Linked DNA regions of Homo sapiens: region 1 is linked to region 2. A link is a loop called in an ENCODE intact Hi-C map of the cell type or tissue named here. Cell type or tissue: heart right ventricle. All regions are shown on one strand. Each heading gives the region's core, and the rest is flanking DNA. Links, peaks and the distances in the headings are about the cores only. Region 1 overlaps C10orf67 (chromosome 10 open reading frame 67). Region 2 has its middle 220 kb from the start of OTUD1.

Evidence for each region. A loop is a pair of places that touch in the nucleus more often than their neighbours do. Peaks named below come from ENCODE experiments on the same cell type or tissue, not always from the same donor. Only the 100,000 strongest peaks of a DNase experiment are listed, where the experiment ranks them.
Region 1: a loop joins it to region 2, with 6 times the contacts of the local background. A loop is called at or near these places in 4 of 110 quality-filtered maps.

The regions. Positions count from the first base shown.
Region 1 is chr10:23,291,765-23,297,151 of GRCh38, reverse strand. All of the region lies in intron 5 of C10orf67 (chromosome 10 open reading frame 67), which reads left to right. Among named protein-coding and RNA genes, the nearest start is that of C10orf67-AS1, 49 kb to the left of the region's middle. In heart right ventricle, for the core only: CTCF peaks have their summits at 2,312 (motif pointing left) and 3,817; no DNase peak of the experiment used is centred there; H3K27me3 peaks cover 1,679 bases.
Region 2 is chr10:23,653,872-23,659,258 of GRCh38, reverse strand. No RefSeq gene overlaps it. Among named protein-coding and RNA genes, the nearest start is that of OTUD1, 220 kb to the right of the region's middle. In heart right ventricle, for the core only: a CTCF peak has its summit at 2,340; no DNase peak of the experiment used is centred there; H3K27me3 peaks cover 856 bases.

The sequences.
Region 1 (5,387 bases), core at 309-5,308, 360 kb after region 2:
AAGGGGACCTCTAGTATGGGGTAATCCCCTCCAGGAAAGCAAGCCCCAGTACTCAGAAGAAGAAATAGAATGGGGAACCTCACGAGGACATAGTTGCCTTCCCTCAGGATGGCTAGCCATGGAAGAAGGAAAAATACTTTTGCCTGCAGCTAACCAATGGAAATTACTTAAAACCCTTCACCAAACCTTTCACTTAGGCATTAATAGCACCCATCAGGTGGCCAAATTATTATTTACTGGACCAGGCCTTTTCAAAACTATCAAGCAGATAGTCAAGGCCTGTAAAGTGTGCCAAAGAAATAATCCCCTGCACTGCAGGCCATACATTTCAATCCCTGTATCTTTAACCTCCTTGTTAAGTTTGTCTCTTCCAGAATCAAAGCTGTAAAACTACAAATCATTCTTCAAATGGTGCCCCAGATGCAGTCTGTGACTAAGATCTACCACAGACCCCTGGACCAGCCTGCTAGCCCATGCTCCGATGTTAATGACATCAAAGTCACCCCTCCCGAGGAAATCTCAACTGCACGACCCCTAGTACACCCCAATTCAGCAGGAAGCAATTAGAGCGGTCATCAGCCAACCTCCCCAACAGCACTTGGGTTTTCCTGTTGAGAGGGGCACTGAGAGACAGGACTAGCTGGATTTCCTAGGCCGACTAAGAATCCCTAAGCCTAGCTGGGAAGGTGACCGCTTCCACCTTTAAACACAGGGCTTGCAACTTAGCTCACACCAGACCAATCAGATAGTAAGGAGAGCTCACTGAAATGCTAATTAGGCAAAAACAGGAGGTAAAGAAATAGCCAATCATCTGTTGCCTAAGAGCACAGTGGGAGGGACAATGATCGGGATATAAACCCAGGCATTCGAGCTGGCAATGGCTACCCTCTTTGGGTCCCTTCCTTTTGTATGGGAGCCCTGTTTCCACTCTATTTAACTCTATTAAATCTTGCAACTGCAAAAAAAAAAAAGTACACATAGAAATATCGACACATGCATACAGGAAAATCTGAAAAGTTATATGTCAAAATGTTAACACTAGGAAGAAACACTTATGGGTTGCTCATGCCTTTGAATACAATTTATGGTTTATCTAAATCCCTCACTAGTACTCTTATTTAAAACTTCAACGTTATAAGAGATAATGAATCAAACACAAACCATTCTAAAGGATCGTATTTAAACTGGTTTAAATGTTTGCTTTAGGTGTTTACTTTGTTAATCTATTAGAAATCTTTATATCTAGAAAAAATTGAGCACCTTCTAAGCAATACAGCATTGTGTCAATAGCATAGATCTAATAAAATTGAATATTAATTTTTGTATATATCTTGGACTAGGAAGCACATTCAATTTTTGCATTTGCCTTTGAAAAACCTTTTCTTGGGTTTACATTTACTTTTACTTTTTGAAGAAAACAATTTAATAGAAAAGACTAAAAACTGTAATAGTTTGCTTTTAATCCTGCCTTGGCCAAAGACATCCAGTGTAGATGTGGCAAGGCAATTTTGATCCATTTATTTCCCATTTGTGAAATGCAACATGATACCCGCCTGGCTAAACTAGAGAGTTATGATAAGAACACCTGCTGTATTGAATGTAAATTGCTTCAAGTTCTTTGAAGAAATATTCATGTATCAATTCAGGTATTATAAGGAAATGCACAAATCCTTATGGCCATCCGTTTATGTTCCATAAAATGTACCAAACAGACCTCTGGACTGTTGAGAACACCCCAATTGGGTAAGACAGCTCCCTATACTCTTGAAATATTTACACCTCTAACTTTTCTCTTCAGCTGGTTACCTGGCCCAGCTGGACATTCTGGGGAAAGCGTGAGGATGGGCTGTGGCTTTGTGAAAAGGAGAGCAGGTGGGAGCCACACCGGCTCATATGTAAGCAGGCTGTTCTCTGGCTTTCAGTGGCATCCAGAATACTCTGGTTATTCCAATGTAGTTAGTCCCCAAAGAGCACATTAGAATTTCTGTAAACACTCTTAATATTTGAGGAAGGTGAGGTGATTCTGATTAACGGGGTGTATGGATTTCTCCTGGAGACCCCGACAAAGCATACGTGTCTGCTCTCCCCTCCTGACTGCTCTGCTCTCCCCTCCTGACTGAGGGTGATGGAAAGCATACGTGTCACCATTTCAAGAACACAGACATGAATGCCACAAAGGCAGGTCATAGCTTATATCAAATAAAATGAAACACACTTTTTTCCTACATTCTCTAAGAACAAACTTTCCTAAAACCTTAAGTTCTAGATGATCTTTTTTATTTGAAATTTCATCTGATTCAACTGCCCCCTCTAGTGGTATTTTAAAAACCCCTGGGACACCAAGTCTCAAATTAGATTGGGAACACGGGATTTGGAAAAACAATTAAAAATTTCAAAGTAGCAGTGGAAGTAAGTTGAAAAAAAAAGTGAAATAAACAAGTTTTATTTAGTTTATCTACAGTTATCTAGTTTACTCTTACTGATTATCAAATTACTTCAATAGCTTTATAATTAATAAGTAGTTGTAATTTCTCATCTCCAGATGGGAACATCCTGAATGTCGAATTTTCCCAAGAGCAACTTCATTCAAGGGATGAAATGTTCAGGTTTTATTCGGTGGGAAATCAATGTGACTCAGCTGCATACCATTGTAGCCATCAGGTTTCCATGCTGTCCGTTGGCTAATCCTCTTGAGAATTTATAAAGGAGGTTAGCCTTTATGTCTCTGTAATTGTGTGTGTGTGTTTCTGTGTGTGTGTGTGTTTCTGTGTGTGTGTGTGTGTGCCTGTGCATGTGTTTTAATTTCAATTGGAGCTGGCATTTTGAATAGACTTTTTATTTTTCTTATCCCAACACTGATGAGCCCTGCAACCATCACCCACCTACCTTCCATTGCGAGCATATCTGCTTGTTGCTGACAGCTCTGAAACAGAGCTGTCATTCAAGAGTGGCAGCTCTGCAGGGTTGCACTGCCCAGAGTGCCACTTTCCTGGTTGTCACTCATTGGGAAAGCACCTGCTCTTCTCTGTGACTGTCATGAGGCATGGGCTTGCATCAGAACTCTGCTCCTCCCCAGAAAATTGAGATGTCCAATTCAATGGAGCCTGTGGAGGGGAAACTGCTGAGAAGGCACAGAAAGTGCTCTGAAGCAGGACTTCTCAGACTTTACTGCTCACATGCATCACCTGCAGATCTCGTTAGATGCAGACTCTGACACAGTAGCTCTGGGTTGGGCCTGAGGGGCTGCATTTCTAATCAGTTCCCAGGTGATGCTGAGGCTCCTGGTCCATGGACCGCATTTGAGGAGCAAAGCTCCCAAGTACACCTGTTTTCAAAAATGATTCTTTCGAGATTCAATTTGGGATTCAGTTTGTAATTCTATGCATCTTGTGAATATTCACAAAAGATATAGCACATATGCCACCACCTGAAGCCCTAGTTTTTATAATATGAAAGAAAAACTTGAGATTGGTAAGTTTCTTTACAATTTTGAAATTCCAGAATGATCATGGATTGCACACAGTCTCTCTTATAGTGTGGTTTAAACGGCTACATCCAGTTAACTGCCTTTAATGATCTCCATCCTTCTTAACCTCATTTTATTAAGGCAGTTTATTTTTTAAAAGTCTCCTGGTTTAAGCAAACACAAACTAGCAGTGTGGGCAGATGGCAGAAGGAACACCACCACAAAACCTGCCACTCAGAGTGTAACAGAGCACCGTAGCAGCTCAGAACGATCCCTTTGTTCATTTTGCTAATGAGTGTCCTCATTGCTGTGGGCGTCTGAATAGTTAATTACTTGCAGTTCCCACAGCTGACAGATGGTGGGGACAGAGCTAAGGGTTAACCTTGGAAGAACAGGGGTTGTGGTTTGATATGTGGAGGACAAACCCCCGTATTTAATGTGTTTTCCTTGCGTCCTGCTTTCATACAAAGAGATTCTTAGAACCCGTAGTTAGGTATTAGCTGCTACCATTTGTAAATTTTACACTTCATCTGATGAATTCAAATAGTTCTTCTTTAGTTTATGAGAATCGGGTGCTCATGTAATCCTCTGTGGATGTTCATATTCTGCCACTGTTAGGAAAAGTATGCTTAAGCCTATTAAGGCCAGTATTGTTTGTTTATTTCTTTCCACACACACACACACACAAAACCTTTTAGTCTATAAATGCATTCTGTGATGGTCTCAAATTGAACAATGTGGGACAAGAAATTAATGACGGATTCTTCGTTTATTAAGAAAACAGTGTTGTTTATTAACTACTTACTAGGTTTGTTAGTTCTCATTAGTTAAGATGAATTGGGCTCAAATAATTTAAGTGAAATGGTGAATCAAAGTCATGAAGATTTGTAATTGAGCTTAGTGCAAAATTTAAGAACATATTTTAAATATTACTAACTCTTACACACACACACACACACATATATATACCATACGTAATTTCATTAGTAAGTCACTTGTTTTAAAGGACTTATTAATGTACTACAAAAAATTTAAATCACTTCTTTTTCTTTAAAACTGTTACAGGGGAAAATATTTTAATAGTTTACTTCCACATATCCTTAACCTTAAATGAAAGTGTAGTTCCAAAGGGAAATCAGTCGAGAGAAATTATTTTGTTTTTGAGGGAAGATTTTATTTTTAGTTATTGCCATCATGGAATTACTGTAAAAAGAATAAGTTATAATTCACCTGTGATGACCTTAAGATCAAAAGTATTTTTAATGTCTATAGTAATTTTGAACAAGGCATGTAGAATCTTCTATCTCCTTTGGCATAATAATATTTTGAGATTGCATAATCTGTTTAATATCATACCACAATAAAGTATAAAGTTCTGCACCAGCTTCCCCAATCCATTAGAGCTTAATTTTTTTTTTTTTAATGCATGGCAATAAAATCTAGACAGCCATAAGGGAGGATATTCAGATGTTTTCAATAGCTTTGAAACAGACAAGAAGAAGAAGGCAAAAAAAAAAAAAAAAAAAAGAGTAGCTGTCCCAATAAGCGCGTCTATTGCGTAAGAAAAAGCTCTCCCATAATGGACATGGCAAGATTTAAACAAAAGACGCACATAATAAAAATGTAAATGAGTTTGCTTTACTAAAACTATAACTTTAAAGTCTTTTGTTGTAAGTTATCCTGAAACCTTCTTACAAGGTAATCACTGTTTGCATAGAGATTTAAACCAAAGTCTTCAATAGCATTAAACGCCTGCACAGACCCCGTGTGACAAGCATGCAAAGCCATGTTAATGTTCAGAATATGAATTGCCTCTGGGTGGCTCCTCCACCAAGCAGAAAACCAACTGTGTGGATATCCGTGTGCCTGATGGACTCCATGCGGCTCCCAGCCTGAAAACGTCACCACTTTGACATGTGAT
Region 2 (5,387 bases), core at 329-5,328:
CTGTTGAAAACACACTAATCCCTTCTGCAGAATATGGCTTTCATGATTTCAATATTATGGATTTTAATCTTTCAGGAGTGTGATTTTAGACATTAAAGATTTTAGTTGTTAGGGGTATTTAGACTTTAGGGATTTGATCTTTAGGGATTTTGCTCTTTTGGGATTTCAACATTCAGGATTATGGCATTTGGGATTGTGTCTTTTGGAATTTGATGTTTCAGGATCATGATCAGCACTGGTCTATGCAAGAAACAAGGCCAGGCTGAGCTGTTCAGGGGACAAGACGCTGGCAGGTCTGAGACTGGTCTAGGCTAAACACAAGGATGGGGACTACTACTGAATGGGGCATATCTGAGGCCCAGTCATGGGTAAAGACCCATGGCAACCTCCCTGGGCAAGATGCAATGAGAGTTGTGACTTCCCCAGAGTCAGAAGGCCAGGTCTGAAGCAAGCTCCAGGAGAGGCTTAAGTCAGTTGAAAGCTTGAAGCAATTGGTGATTCAGCTAGGCAGTTCAGGCTTCCCCAGTCAGCTCTTCTCCTAGGGCTCGTCCTTTGGGGTCTTAAAGGAGCTAGGCCTTTTAAAGTAGGATCTGATCCCCAGTAAAGAGAAATGCATCCATTTTATCTGGAAGCCTTTAGTGCCTGGGTCATATGGCAATTTCAACACAAGAAGACTAGAGAAAAGGATGCACTAAATCCATTACAAGCTGTGTCAATATCCTCTGGTATGTCTCACCAGGTTCTTTTTCCTCTAGGGCCAAACTTTCTAGGATTATACCAAAGATACCTATAATTAAGCATTGACAGGTCATCAATGTCAACTTGTAAGCCTCAGATGGCGACTTGATGGAGAATGTCACTGAGCAATGTCACTCATTGTATGTTGTGAGAGTGGAAGAGAATTCCAATTGTAATTCACTCAATGAATATGTACTGAGTTCTAGGGTCCATGCTAGACTTGGGAGCTACAAATTTAAATAAGATTCAATCCCTGCCTGGGGGAACCCAAAGGGAAGAGGTGAGATTTTGTAATCACATAACAGAAAGCAAAAGGGATGGAAGGTCATGATGACAATGGGAAGTGAAAGGATTGTGTGCAGCCTCCTATCTCCCATGCTTTCCCACATTCCTCCTCTTCCCATCACACAAAAACACAGAGCATCAGAAAGAGTCCCTCATGCCTCTCTTGAAACTGCTTAGGTAGAAAATAAGTTGGATACACAACAAGAATGAAACTCAGTGGCTTTCTGTACAGCAAAAGACCTGTCATACTCCAATTGACCCAGGGAGACAAGACTAGGAAGGGGAGAGCCATGAAGCTAGGATCCTGCTGTGGCAGAACAAAAATGGAATTCCTGGGGGCTTACAACACACAGAGCAGGAAATAGGATGCCTCATCAGGAAATGGCAGTGGGCTTAAGTTGGCCATGAACTTATTGTCAAGGAGTCTGGACCATATTTGGAGGATAATAGAGAGCTGTTAGGGATTAACAGCTTTTAAATGTCAATGAGACAGGAGTGCAGTGTATTAATTCAAGATGAAAGATTGAAGAGATGGAGACTAAACACACCCCATGAATTCTTCCATGGCTCCACCCAGAGTGGCTGACTCTGACCCCCAGAACTACAGCTACTCAAAGATCCTCCCAATCCAGTGATTCTCCCGGCCACTGCCTGGCCAAGGTGGCCGTCCCAAACTCCTGAGGGGCTTCTTGGCTGGCTTTCTGGGAGGAGCCCCTCTGAGGTCACCTGAGGCCCCCTGAGTTCTATCTTCTTTAAAGAAGCCTGCTCCTGCTGGGTACCCTCTGTTCCCTGATACACCAAACCTGAAAGCTGAAGATTCTCTTTCCCTAGCTTGTCCCTTCTTCACTGGTCTCAAAATAAACTCATGGACCAAATTCACTCTTAAAGGATTTACCAGAGTCTCTATAGGGAAGAGGGAATTTAAAAAATAGTAAGATGGAGTAGTTATGAGCTCAGGGAACCCCACGGTGTCCTCACAATCAAGACATCTGACTCCCATTCTTAATATCTAGGAACTTCAGAAAAAGCTCCCAAGTTTCCAAGAATTCATACTTCAAGCCTCCCTTTTCCACCAATTCCAGATGTAGTGGGAAATCATCTTCTGTTCCCACAGCCCTAGTCTCAGAAACCCCTAATCTAGCTCTGGCCCTGCCTATGTGGCCCACTTTTGGCTCTAGTGGGGTTTCTACCCTCTCATTACCCTCTCACATTTGTATTTTTCTTCTCTTTTATTTCCCACAGCCCCAACTAAACTTCTTCCCAACAAAAAGTAGTTTCTATGTCACAGGCAGTTCCCAAAACACCCTGTAGGTGACTCCAGTATGCCACCAGTAATAAGAGGCTTACTTGATCTTTTGACCAAGAAGTCTTCACCTCAGGAAATTTCAAATAAATATCAAGGTTTACTTGCTTTTTTGCTTTGCTGTATTTTAAGATCATGGAACAAATCTGAATTCTGAGACCAGCCTCTTACAAAAGCAAACTGTCATGGAGGGGCAAAAGACCTTGAAAAACCTGCAAGGGTCTTTAGAAAGGAGAATGAAGATGTGACAACTTAAAATGATGATATTATTATTTCTGCTTTGAGTCAGCATACTACCAGTAAGCTCTTAAAGCATGTTTATTGCCTAGCGGGGTAATGCTCTTATAACGTTTCAATGTGCAGCACCACATTGTACCCAAAGGAATAGGATTAGCTGTGGATAAACATGCTGAAAATTCTTTATCATTTGCAGAAGAAAGAATTTTCTTTTAGTTACAATTCTGGAAGTAGAGCCAACTTATTTTCAATGGCTTCTTCAATTTAAATGAGATTATGCGTTTCTGAGCAGTTGAATAAAACAAGGAACCAGTGTCAAGCCAAAGCACCTTAAAGTGGAGAAAAGTCTAAATTATTCAATAAGGGTTTTATCTTTCATTTGTTGGATTTGGATAACTCCACTGGAACTCACTGAGACATTCTATGTCCTAGATTAGAATTTTTTAAATATATTTAAAAAGACATGGTTACTGAAATATCCACCTGATAAATTATTCTCATTTATAAGTATAGTAGACATATATCTTAGACTTCTCTGGGACAATTCCATTTTCAATGTATTTTATTCTTTCCTATAAAGGCAGCATGTTCAATGTTTAACCAAACTTGATTCCATATTATTCAATTTAGAGATTAGAAAACATCTATCGCTGGACCACCTGTTTTAAGTTTATAAAATAAGGGCGCCATGAGCTCTCATGAGCTCTAATGTAGTGATATTCCACTACCTTTATAATACTCAAGAATCTCAGCTAATTTAGCTTAGATTTACAGAAATCATTAGGATGTAAAAGCATTTGTAAGGCAATGTAATTTATCCTTCTCTTTCAGGTAGACAGTCACACCTGAATCGTCCCAGACTAATGAGAATTCATTCTGTTTCTAAAGACATTCAGAAAATTAGATCAACAAGCCTTTTCCATTGCACCTTTCCTTTCTGAATACACGGTCATCATGTTCTATTAATAGATGAGAAAGAAAGTCAAGTTCTAGACCTGGTCATCCCATATTTGTAGTAAAGACTGTTTTTCCCGTAGCTAGCTGGTGATAGGGTTTTAGGGTCCACAATCTATTTACTTTTTTCTAAACCATTCTGAAAGTCAGCAAAAATGACTATATATCCTATTAACAAATTTGTCACACCGTAAAAGACCTTGCTGTGTCCCTTTGCTATAATTTCTCTAGCTGACTTCTTCCTCTATAGCCTCAAGGATGCCCTTTGCTGCTATATCACCCATGGGCTCTCTGGAACTCTCCATACCCAGTAAATAAGCTTCCTAGTAACATTCACTTAGTCACTGAACACTTGCTCCATTGCCTTCGTTAACTGAAATCCACCTCTACTCTGAAGGACACTGCTTTCCCACAGCCCTAGCCATGGGAGACTGCGCACGGAGACCCCAGCGCTGTTCTGCGGTCCAAAGGTAGAGGTGGCATTATTTCTCTGCCTTCATGTAAAAATGCCCACATTTTAATGCTCATGCCATCCTACTCTTTCTAGGACACTTACTCCTTCTTCTTGAGGTTCATTTCTGAGGTCTTAACTCTTTATTTATTAATTACATCTGGCTCCCATTCCTCCTCTCTCCCAAGTCTTGCCATATTGTTCATTGTTAATGTGGATGGCCATCCAGCACCTCATCGCCAATGACATCCACCTCTAGCCCTTTTCAGCCATCTATTAGCATGGCCACATCATGGATCTAGGGGTCACATTTGTGCCTCTGAAGTCTTCAGCTCAAATTTTTTACTCTCTGACCTAACTTGCTCTTCTAGGTTGGTGACGTAGGTTGGTAACCTCGTATTATAATCTAAAGTAATTCCTTGCCAGCTTTCTCAATTTTTTTGCACCCAGGACTTCTGCAGTGACTGTTTGGGGAACTCCAACCCTGGACCTATAACAATACATTTTCTCCATACCCAGATAAATGAGCTTCTGGAACTGCAGTTTGGAACCATTTCAAACCCACTATCTTCAATTCCAGCTGTGCCCTCTGTCTTACCACCAGGAGGTCCCTTATTATTGGCCACTCCCCAGTCATTTCAGAACAACCGTATTCTCTCCACATCTTCCCACCACTCTGCTCTTTCATTCCCTCCACTTCAGTAGACCCACTGGTCTCTTGCTACTTGGCGAAAATTGAATCTATCTGATACGACTTTCCTCAAATTTTCTCCTTCCCTTTATAAATTATAGCTTCTCTTGCACCCATCCTTGCCTTGTGTCCTCTAATCTCAGGCAGTGAGCTACAGTCCATGTGCTCCCGACCTTATCCTTTATGTCAATTTCAGGGCCCTGAACCCTCAGGCATTTTCAATTTACTCTTTGTTCCCCAGAGGACAAAGTCTATATTTCCTATCATGACTTATTCCAAGTCACTTTTTTTCACTCTTAAGCACTCCTCTGTGCTCTAGAACTGCATGAACCAATTTGGTATCCACTAACCATGTGTGGCTTTTTAATTTAAATTTATAAAAATTAAATAAAAATTCAGTTACTCAGTTGTACTAGTCACTTTGAATTTTTTTAAGTATATTTTTAATTATTATGGATACATAATAGTTGTATATATTTATGGGATACCTGTGACATTTTGATACAGGCATACAATGTGTAATAATCACATCAGAGTAATTAGGGTATCCATCACCATGATTTCTTTGTGTAAGGAAAATTCTAATTTTACTCTTTTAGTTTTTTAAGTTAAAAATTATTGTTGACTGTAGTTCCCTGTTGTGCTACCAAATACTAGACCTTATTCATTCTAACTATATTTTTGCACTAATTAACCATCCCACTTTGCCCCTCCCTCTCTGCTACCCT